Regions from separate parts of the Homo sapiens genome. Here region 2 is linked to region 1. Evidence: read pairs that join two places in POLR2A ChIA-PET (ENCODE). Cell type or tissue: Caco-2. All regions are shown on one strand. Links, peaks and the distances in the headings refer to the core of each region. The heading gives the core; the rest is flanking DNA.

Region 1 (5,118 bases), core at 1,102-3,601:
TGGTTCAAGTGGTAGCACCCCTGTAGCTCTGTCCATAATGGCCTAGATGAGGACTGATGTCCCTACCAAACTGTAAAAGGGCTGGGCGTGAGATAAACCAATGCTTTCTAAGGAGGCTTGGCATGAACTTCTAACCAATAGGGGTGCTTCATTTTGGGTAATGGCAAACTTAGGAGTTTCTTTTGAGACAACTAACTACAAAGAACTCTGTAAAAGTTCAAAAAAGAGAAGAAGGGCCACTCTAGGGCTGGCTGGATCCCCAACTGCTGGACAAGCCAGCCTCAGTAGACTGATACCATAAAGTATGTCTTTATGGTCAAGGAAACCATATTCCTTGTCACCTCAAACTCTCATGTGTCCTTGCAAAATGCCTCTTCTACCACTGCTAACTTGTATTCACCCCTTCCTTTCCATTATAAGGAGTAAGAAGAAAACAAGTGTAAGGCTAAGGAATGAGTTTCTTTTGGTATGTTTGTCTTCATGTGTGCTGTGGAGAAAAGGACTTCATTAAAGTACTTTTTAAGGCTTCCTACTTAAGGGTGCTAAGAGTCTTTGAAGGTAGCAGCCAGGCCAGGCACAATGGCTCACGCCTGTAATCCCAGCAATTTGGGAGGTTGAGGTGGGAAGATCGCTCCAGCCTGGGAGGTTGAGGTTGCAGTGAGCTGTGATTGTGCCACTGCACTCCAGCCTGGGTGACGCAGCAAGACCCTGTCTCTCAAAAAAATTAAAATAAAATAAAGGTAGCAGCCACAAACTGCTCAGCATACAACCTGTGTCTAGTGTCGGTTTTCCTATGCAATTTAGCTACAGGGCATTAGCCTGCTGACTAAATTTTTTATTGCATCCTAGTAGTTCTAGAACTGTTGGGGTCTTCAAAGTGAAATATCACAGCTCAATGATGACATGACTTGCTTATGAATCATGGTAATCATCAGCACCCCAGGTGCTAAATCCTTCAAGAGTCAATGTAGATGTAGGTGTTTGGGTATCTGGCTGCCTCATTACTCCAATTTGTCTGTGGCTATGTCAATGTTACAAAGACAACAAGCAAACCATGAGAATATCTGTTTCTCTGAGGCTGGTTGTAGGCCTCAAAAAATGAACTCCAGGTATTGATGATGAGATGAGTAGAAAGAGAGAAAAAAAATACACTTTAAAAATTAGCTCAGCCAATGATGATCAGAAAAATAAAGAGGGTGTTTTTGGATCATCTTATTCAGGCAAACTAGAGATTAAGCGATTTATGTCTGTCTCCCTGACTTGATTTTATTCCCTGAGAGCAGAGCCTTTGCCTGTTTTTACTCTATAGGGCATTCCCCAGGGCTGGGCACATAACAAGCACTCAGCAAATGTTTGTTGAGTGAATAAATGAATCAAAAAGAGAGTTGTAATCATGATACTAGAGATCAGGACAGAGAACTGACTGAAGGAAGAGATAGGGAAAGAGGTTCACTGGGAGAGGTGCGTATTCTATTTTTTTTTTTTTTTTTTTTTTTTTGAGATGGAGTCTTGCTCTGTCACCCAGGCTGGAATGCAGTGGCACAATCTCAGCTCACTGCAAGCTCAGCCTCCCAGGTTCACGCCATTCTCCTGCCTCAGCCTCCTGAGTTACTGGGACTACAGGCACCCGCCACCACGCCTGGCTAATTTTTTGTATTTTTAGTAGAGGCGGGGTTTCACCATGTTAGCCAGGATGGTCTCAATCTCCTGACCTCGTGGTCCGCCCGCCTCAGCCTCCCAAAGTGCTGGGATTACAGGCTTGAGCCACCACGCCCGGCCGGTGTGTATTCTTTTCCACTGATATCTTTGTCTTTGAATATCCTTATTTTTCATGAATAAATAGAGAAATGTATAGAATAATTTCTTACCTTATAGTTCCTAGCATATAATGGAAACTCATCTAGCAATCATAAGCAGGTAAAGTAAATATTTACTCTCATATGAGAACAGACTTCCTTCCAATGGTCATGGAAGCCAGAAGCAGTCCCCAGATGGTTTTTGCTCTGATCTCAGAGACATTATACCCAAGACCACTTTGGAGCTCAGAAGTCGTACAAATTCTCATTTCTGACAGAATGACCTGGCAGGGGGCTCCTTCTGCTCCATCTGTGACACATTTGAAGCAGAGGACTTTGTTGACTTTCTACCCTCTTTTTAAAACCTTTGAAATTTAGTTTTCAGTACACAATGCAACAGTGCTCTATAAAAGCAGGTCTGTGGAGGCAACACAGATGAGATCAACATCCCTGGACTGCTTAGCATGGTCTCTCTCTGCAGTGGAAACCTTACACCACATGAGGTGGGTAGCTAGAGTTGACTTAGAAGAGCTTAACTGATTTGATTCAACACTTTAAATCACCTCTAATGTGGCACATTAGTAATGCCACCATATTGTAAATGATACATCCACAGAAGCATTAGTCATTATACAAATAGAATGAATAGGTTTCACTACACTTCAAGATAAACATGTCGAAACACTAACTCCATTCACTCAGGGCCTTTTGAGCTTGCTCAGGGCCCTTACCTGGCTGTTAGAATAAATACAAAGTTTTATGGCTTACTTTCTCTGTATGACTTCACCATCACCCAATACAAATTCAGGCTAGAAATTGCAGTTGTGCACATTGACACATTTATTTATTCATTCTCTTACTTAGTAACCTATTGTTTTCTCAGCTTGGTTTACAGAGTATTATGGTTCCCTGACATTGATCACAGGATTCATAAGTACCATTTTTGTTAGAGTGCAAAAGTTTAGAATGGTTCTGCATCTCAAAAAGAGTGAGTCAAGAAAGCAGGCAGTATTGTGTCATGGTTAGAGCAAGAGCTTGAGAGTTAGGTTCACTTGGATTTGAATTCTAGTTTCATCGCTATGTGTATAAACTCAGGAAATGACTTCACTTTTCTGAACCTCCATTTTCTTATCTGTAAAATGGTTGTAAAACCCCTCACCTCTCTCCATTTCAGCATTGTGTATCTCTTTTCCTTTTTATGCACCTTCCAGAATGTCAAGCATCAATAAAAGATCCTTGAGGATCAGCCAGGTCATGAAGGAGGAGGAGATATGTAAGGTGGCCTGGGAAGGAAAGGTAGCACTGGTTACAGGAAGGGACATCTCCTTTAGTGATTACTATAAAAGCAAAGGTGTGCTGATGGCAATGTGATGGCCAGGTGGGAGGTGGGAACAGTAAGGACAGCAAAAACACCAGTTTAATGACAAGGAAAAGGAAGGAGGTATAGGAGACGCTAGGAGAGGTTGGAAGGGACTGAGCTGTAGAAAGCAGAGAATGCAAGATTTTACAGAATATAGCAAAGTAAGAAATGGGCTTCATGTACAAAATATTTCAAACAAATTCTCTTATATCCTTTAATGATTAACAAAGCATTTTGCAAATACCAGTTTCTAAAAAAATGAAGCTTCCAAGGCAGGTTACAAACACTTCTGAGAGTTGTAAACCCTCACAGGCTATAGGAATATGTGCATTCACAACAGCTAGTTCTTTAATGGCTTGTGCCTTAGTTTCTTCCTTTATAAAAAGGAGAATGATAATGTTGGTAACCATGACTACATTGTAGGTTATCGTAGCATTTCATCAAATATAAAAGGCGTGTCACTCTGTACTTTGCATAAATAAGTGCTTAATCAATATCAGCTATTTATGTGTGTGTGCATGTGTGTGTATGTGTGTGTGTGTGTGTGCATAAAGAGATGTCTTGTAAGATGTTCCATCAATGTATTGACCATGGTCATTTCTGATTCATGGGATTTTAAGTAATTTTTACCTTTTTGGACCTTTTTGCTATAATTTGAATTTTCCCAATAAACATGCATTATTTGTGTAAAAACTATAAAGCGATTTTTTAAAAATCCATACTTAGCAATGAAACATTTCAGATAATGTAGCTGAGTGGGATACAGCTTTGCTTGTAACAGCCTTTCCAATGATCAGACTGAATAGTTAACCCTTCAGTGCTAAAAACTCTATTTCAGAAAAAGGTCCTTGTTTTACATTTTCATAATTAAATGGTCTATTACAGGTGGAAGCTTTTTACAAAACAAGGAGTTCCTTAAAGGTAAGAAGAGTCTCCTCCACTGAGAATATGTAGGCTTCCAGCTTTGAAAGGATAGATTTTTGATTTTTAGTCTGAGAGTCTTCCATCTAGCGTTTATGGATTTTGAAGACAGAAGACAACCAAACATCCCCCAGAAGACTGTTAGCTTCACTAGCACAGGGAAAGTATAATTCACCTTTGTATTCCCAGGGCTTGACACAGTGCCAGGCACGGAGTAGGTACTATATAAACATTTTTATGTTGAATGAATAATCGAATGAATGAATGGTAAGTTTAAGGGCTGAGTTTCTGCTTGGGAGATGGAGAGAGTCACACTCTCTTACATACTAATATTTGAATAGGAAATTTAAAAAAATTAAATGGGAGCAAAGTGATTTTAACTAGGAGCACACATAAGACCAAAATTGAAGCAGAAAATTCAATGTCCCTTTATTAAAGGCCTACAGCACACCGGGCCCTGATCTACATGTTGAGGACAGTTGTGAAGAGGAGCTTAATTACATTGGGGAATACAGACTTTGATCAAGCCATGACATGTGGGAGGTGAGTCCCTGCAGGGAAAGAGCTGGATGCTTTGGCAGCATATGATGGGGGCACCCAGTCTAGGTAGGGTGCAGTGGGGAAAGCAGACATGGCCAGGGAAGGCCTTTGTAAGAAATTGGCATTGAAGTTGAGACCCAAGGTTGATGAGAAGGAGCAAGAAAAGTCAAGAGTGGCGGCAAAACATTTCAGAAGCTTCCAAGGTGGAGACATAGAACAAGCTAGGGGACCACAGGTACAAAGATCCTAATCTGGGGAAGAGTTTGTGATATGTGAGGAACAAAAAGAAGGTCAGTGTGAGCAAGGCACCTGCGAGAAGTGGGCCATGGCAGGGATCACATCACTCGGGTCAGGGCCATGGGAGGAAGTTGGGATTTGATATGATGTGTAATGGGAAGATCTTGAAGAGCTTTACTGTGACAGTAACCATAATCTTATTTATATTTTCAACATGGAATAGCTGTTGGGTGATAGAGGGGGTAGAGTGAGGCTGAGTGGAGG
Region 2 (5,118 bases), core at 1,772-4,271, 88 kb before region 1:
CTCTGCTGCTGCCACAAGGACAGCAGCAGTGGAAACATTCAGCAAAGGAATGTTGGAGCCACATCCACAAGAGACTCACTGAAGATTCGCCAAACGCCTACGGAAAGTGGCAGGGAATTCATTGACAGTAATTGTTTCCTGCTTGATCAGATTGAAGAGCTTCTGGGATTCTGTAACAATAAATAGGACCGGGGGCTGGAGTATGGCCAGCAAGGACTCTTCAGGGGTTATTCAGGGACTGTCTAACCTGTGAATCCTAGGCAGCAAACAGAAACCAGGTATTCAGAAATCTGGAGGATTTGGTCAGGCCCAGCTAGGACTAGGGAGGCATGGGCCTCTGCTGGCTGTGGTCCCTTCTCCAGCCTTCACTTCTCTTGTCCCTAGATCCTTACATGGATTCATTAATGCTCATTGTCCCTCCTGGGCCCACTCACTTTCACCTGTTGAACAAAAAACTGGCCAAGAGGTGACAGTCATATCACCGCAGAAGAGACAGGGCAGAGAAATGAAGGGGCAGAATGGACTCCCACCCAAAAGCCTGACTCTGAATATTTGAGAATTGTTCAAGTTCCTGCAGAGGAATCATGATGGGGACAGTAGGTGTAGTTTTTACTGCAATATTGGTGTCTTCTTAACAAATACGCTGCACATCAAGTGATGTCTGTGGATGGCATTCTTAAAGTAACAGGGAAATTGATGTTAAAGAAATACTTCATCCTTTGGGTGATACCTGAAGTTCTCTGAGCTTGGAGGTCTTGTGAAAGCCCTCAGTATTGTTTGTTTTATTTGCTTTCCTCTGACTTGTGATTCAGTCAGATGCATGCCTGCCTCTGGCTCAGGAAGATCAACCCTCTCCTGACTGACCACGCCTCTCCTGACTGACCACGTAGCACAGCAGCTTCCTTTCCCTAGGGGCTCCTAATGAAGCTTTCACAATCACCTGGCCTGAGCACAGTTTGGGTCAGGACTTGGTATACTTGAAAAAAACATGCAAAACCAAAATCCTGTGGTTCTGGAAAAGGCTTCTTAGCAGAACCCCCAGACATTTACACTCTGCTTTTTCACAGGGTCCCTGAGGATTCTTTGGATCTGGGTAGTTTGGGGAGCAGTATTTTCAACAAGTTCATTTCGTGCTCCTTCTACACCCTGCCTGGATGCTAGGCCCCATCTAGAATGTGAACAACAGAACAAGGCAGAACACTTGTCCTCAAGGTTCTGTTGAGTGTTAGATGCAGAGAAGAGACACCCCCCACCTCCCCGCATCACTTACAGGAATTCTGTTTGGAACCCAACATCAAATAAGGACCGTATCCACTGTCAGAGGATGGGAAGCAGCATGTCATCTGGGACATTGGAGAAAGGCTCCTGGGGGAAGTGGGACTTGAGCTGTGATCTAAGTAATGAACAACTGAGAGTTAAATGGGAGAGCATCCCCTATCAGGGTCCTGAGAGCAACCAGCCATGGTTTAAACCAGCTATAAAGCCTCGGGTTTATAGGATAGACAGTAACAATGGCTTGTCTTTGGGAGCCAAGCAGCTGGTCCAGGCATGCAGAGCATGTCTGTATGGAGAGCTGCCTGAGAGATGCTTTTGTTTACACTTATCAATTGCCCATGTCAAAGAAGGATATGTACATGAAGTTACATCAGTATGTAAGAGAGATTTTAACAATTTTTGCAGGGGAAGCTTTCATGGGGGCTGATGGGAATCTAGGTAAACAGAACCAAAGTCTAAACCCAAGATATCCCCAGTACCAAGACTGAAATGACTCTCTCCTCTATCTCTAGAAAGTTCCAGTGACCCAAGGAGGCAAACACGATGGGAGTCATTAAAGTGGGGTGGACGTGCTGATCATCTTCCTAATTCTGCTGCTTTTGTTTTCAGCCCCAACGTGTGTGCTGTGCAGAAGGTTATTGGCACTAATAGGAAGTACTTCACCAACTGCAAGCAGTGGTACCAAAGGAAAATCTGTGGCAAATCAACGTGAGTATCTGTAACCAGCCAGGAGACCAAGCTGTATGCACGCTGGCTGCAGTTCCCCAGGGCCTGGGCCAGCCTTCTAGAAGGTCAGGTTGCCTAAAAAGCCATGAAGATGCATGTGCGAACATGTCTGGGACCTGCGTGCTAGGGAGTGGCATTTTTAGGAAGCTGGCCAATTTTGTTTTGCATTTTTAAGGCTGCTGACAAGACTTGGAGACATTTTTCAGGGCTGGTTTGGGTTTGCAAGAAACATGAAACACTGCGTGTGTGTGTGTGTGTGTGTGTTTCTCAATCCTCATAAAATAATACAGATATGCAGTGGAGAAGCCACCAGCATGTGACTCTGGAAAAGAAAGCCCATTGGTGAATCTGTACTAAAGAATGCCATCCCTATCTTACAGTCCTAAGGTAAACACCCCAAAAAGACTTAGAGCACTAAACATATGCAGATTATGAGACAGCATAGCATATAATATTTGCACAGACTTCCTCATTCAAACCCTAGCTCTACCTGGGCCAGTCGATTCATCTTTAGAACCCTCCATTGCTTTACCTGAAAAGTTCGTATAACAAAAGGACCCACCTTATGGGGTTGTTACAAGGATTGAATGAAATAATGTACATAAGAGACTGAATATGGTGCCCAGCATATATCAGTGCTCAATAAATGCTAGCTACTATTATTATTATCACCCTAGATTTGCAAATCTAGACCACACAAGCAGAAGTAAGAGTGCCAACGGGGTGTGGACCAGTGTGGTTACAATAGGGCTTGTTGATGTCTGTTTCAGCAAGGAGGGAGGCAGCTTTTACCCCACTGCCCAGCTCCCTGGTGGAATCAGGTGCATGTTCTAACAATTCTGGGGAAACCTAATCTGTTTTGGCACTGTCAACAGATCTCAAAGCTGGCTGTCTCCTATAGCTAGGAAGATGTGTATGACAAATCTCCTGAGCCACTTGTGAAGGCCTGACCTTCCTCCTGTCTCCATACATAATGGGATGATTAAGAAACTCTAAGCCACTCTCTTAAGCACTTTTCAATGTTAGGGATTTTTAAGTTTATTGTTGTGACATTGCTTTTGAGCAGACATCTCCTCCAATTTAATAGCCAACTGAAAGAAGAGAAAATGCTCTTTCCTTAAACTGTATGTGGAAATAAATATTCCAATGTGTGACCCTGATTATGTTAGGCAATTAGCAATCCTAATATGAATTGAGGGAAGTTGGGATTCATGGCACAGCTGGGGAGATACCAGCAGTCCCTGGGAGCCTGTCCAGGGCAGGTCCATGGCAGCTTGCTCCATGCCTGATTGACAGCCCAGCCTGCAAGCTAAAAGTTGAGTGAGCTAGGAGGACACACTGCCAAGATTCAGCTAACAGACACCCAGCGATATTCTTGCTGCTATGAACAAAAGGAGACTATGCAAATTATACACCACCCATTCTTCCAGGATGCCTGACTTAAAAAATAAGAAAAAAGATGGGCCGGGCACAGTGGCTCACGCCTGTAATCCCAACACTTTGGGAGGCCGAGGTGGGCGGATCACAAGGTCAGGAGACAGAGACCATCCTGGCTAACATGGTGAAACCCCGTCTCTACTAAAAAAATACAAAAATATTAGCGGGCGTGGTGGCGGGCACCTGTAGTCCCAGCTACTCGGGAGGCTGAGGCAGGAGAATGGCGTGAACCTGGGAGGCGGAGCTTGCAGTGAGCCAAGATCGTGCCACTGCAGTCCAGCCTGGGTGACAGAGTGAGACACCGTCTCAAAAAAAAAAAAAAAAAAAGAAAAGAAAACCTTTAGTACTGATTGATTTTTTCCCATGTGTGTATATTATCTACTCAAATTAACAATTAATTACTTAATTAAACACAAAGCCAGGCCTCACCTAATTGCTTCTTGGAAGGTGACCAGAGTGCTAGTGCCAAGCAAACAACTCTTCTATATCTCAAGAGCCCTGGGCTTCAGAGGGCCATCTTTTTTGTTAATTCAAGTTTCTCTGAAAATGGAGACCCGTTTATGATGACAAGCTGGCTACAGGGTAGCATCTGCCACACTGTTTCGGGGGTGCCGCTGGGCTGAAGCATTTGCCCAGCTAGTTAACAATAGCTCGATAACATTCCCTATCAGTGTCCAGGCTGAGAATACTGTCAGTGATGAGTCGCCTTGGCTCTTGTACCTGTATCTTTGTGTGCCAGGACAAGGCACAAGCAACAGAGCTGTGTGTTGCCAAAATGTTCCTGATGAGCAGGTCAACCCCTCGGGGGCAGGTTTGGATATGATAATGTGGTGATGTGGTGGCGCAGCTCCCTTACCCAGTGAGCACAAGGGGAGTCCTCTAGGAAAAGGAAGAAATGTCTGGATGAGGTGGGGAGATGGGGTTCAGAGTGGACTCAGGCAAAGCCCGATGCCCAGTCCCAGCTGTTGGCCTAGTCTCACAAAGCCAGAAGGATATGACATTTACATTCAACTCTTGAATTTGTGGCCACTGCTTTGGGCAACTTCAAAGAGAGAAAATGAAGATAGAAAAATATTATTTGATATAAAACTTCTAGGACAAGAGAGGCCCTTCCTGGAACATTACATGTAGTATTAGGAAGGTGGAGCTGCCCTGGAAAAGATCCAGAGAACTCAGAGAGAGGAAGAGGTGGAACCCATCTCTGTTCTTGTAGAGAGCTCAGTAAGAGTGGCTTGGCAGGGCTCCTGTGTACCTGAGACCAAGACCAGTGAGGAGGCTACTGTCTGACCACCATACGGTCAGAATTCAGTGCCATGGGTGGTCAGGTGGGAAGGGGAGAGGACTGTGCTGGCTGGAGTTGATGTTATCCTGGGGAAAGTAGGTCCCTAGATGCCTTTAGTTGAGTGAGGAGCAGACTGGGAAATGGGAGCACAGTAGTGGTTGGGGCAAAAAGGACTGTCTCTGCATGAGGTCCATAGGCAGTTGGAATTTTCTCAGCAAGACTCCAGAGAAGGAGGCTGGAGCAGAGGTGTATGTTGGGATGAAAAGGAGTAAAGTATCATGGGGGAGGAGGCAGCTCAGGTTGTCAAGGGTCAAGAAACCAGAAGGAGAATTTCACCTTGGAAGCAGACAACGGGTACCAAGCATACAGGGGAATACTTTGTGGTGAGAGGTCACACA

The links. ChIA-PET counts read pairs that join two places held together with the same protein. Peaks named below come from ENCODE experiments on the same cell type or tissue, not always from the same donor. Only the 100,000 strongest peaks of a DNase experiment are listed, where the experiment ranks them.
Region 2: POLR2A ChIA-PET joins it to region 1 with 11 read pairs; 5 of 35 experiments call an interaction of 5 or more read pairs at or near these places.

What each region holds. Positions count from the first base shown.
Region 1 is chr5:136,121,017-136,126,134 of GRCh38, forward strand. No RefSeq gene overlaps it. Among named protein-coding and RNA genes, the nearest start is that of SMAD5, 9.3 kb to the right of the region's middle. In Caco-2, for the core only: no CTCF peak of the experiment used is centred there; a DNase peak (open chromatin) is centred at 2,515.
Region 2 is chr5:136,031,879-136,036,996 of GRCh38, forward strand. TGFBI (transforming growth factor beta induced) reads left to right here. Exons shown (of 17, transcript NM_000358.3): 2 at 1,885-1,983. Among named protein-coding and RNA genes, the nearest start is that of TGFBI, 5.4 kb to the left of the region's middle. In Caco-2, for the core only: no CTCF peak of the experiment used is centred there; no DNase peak of the experiment used is centred there.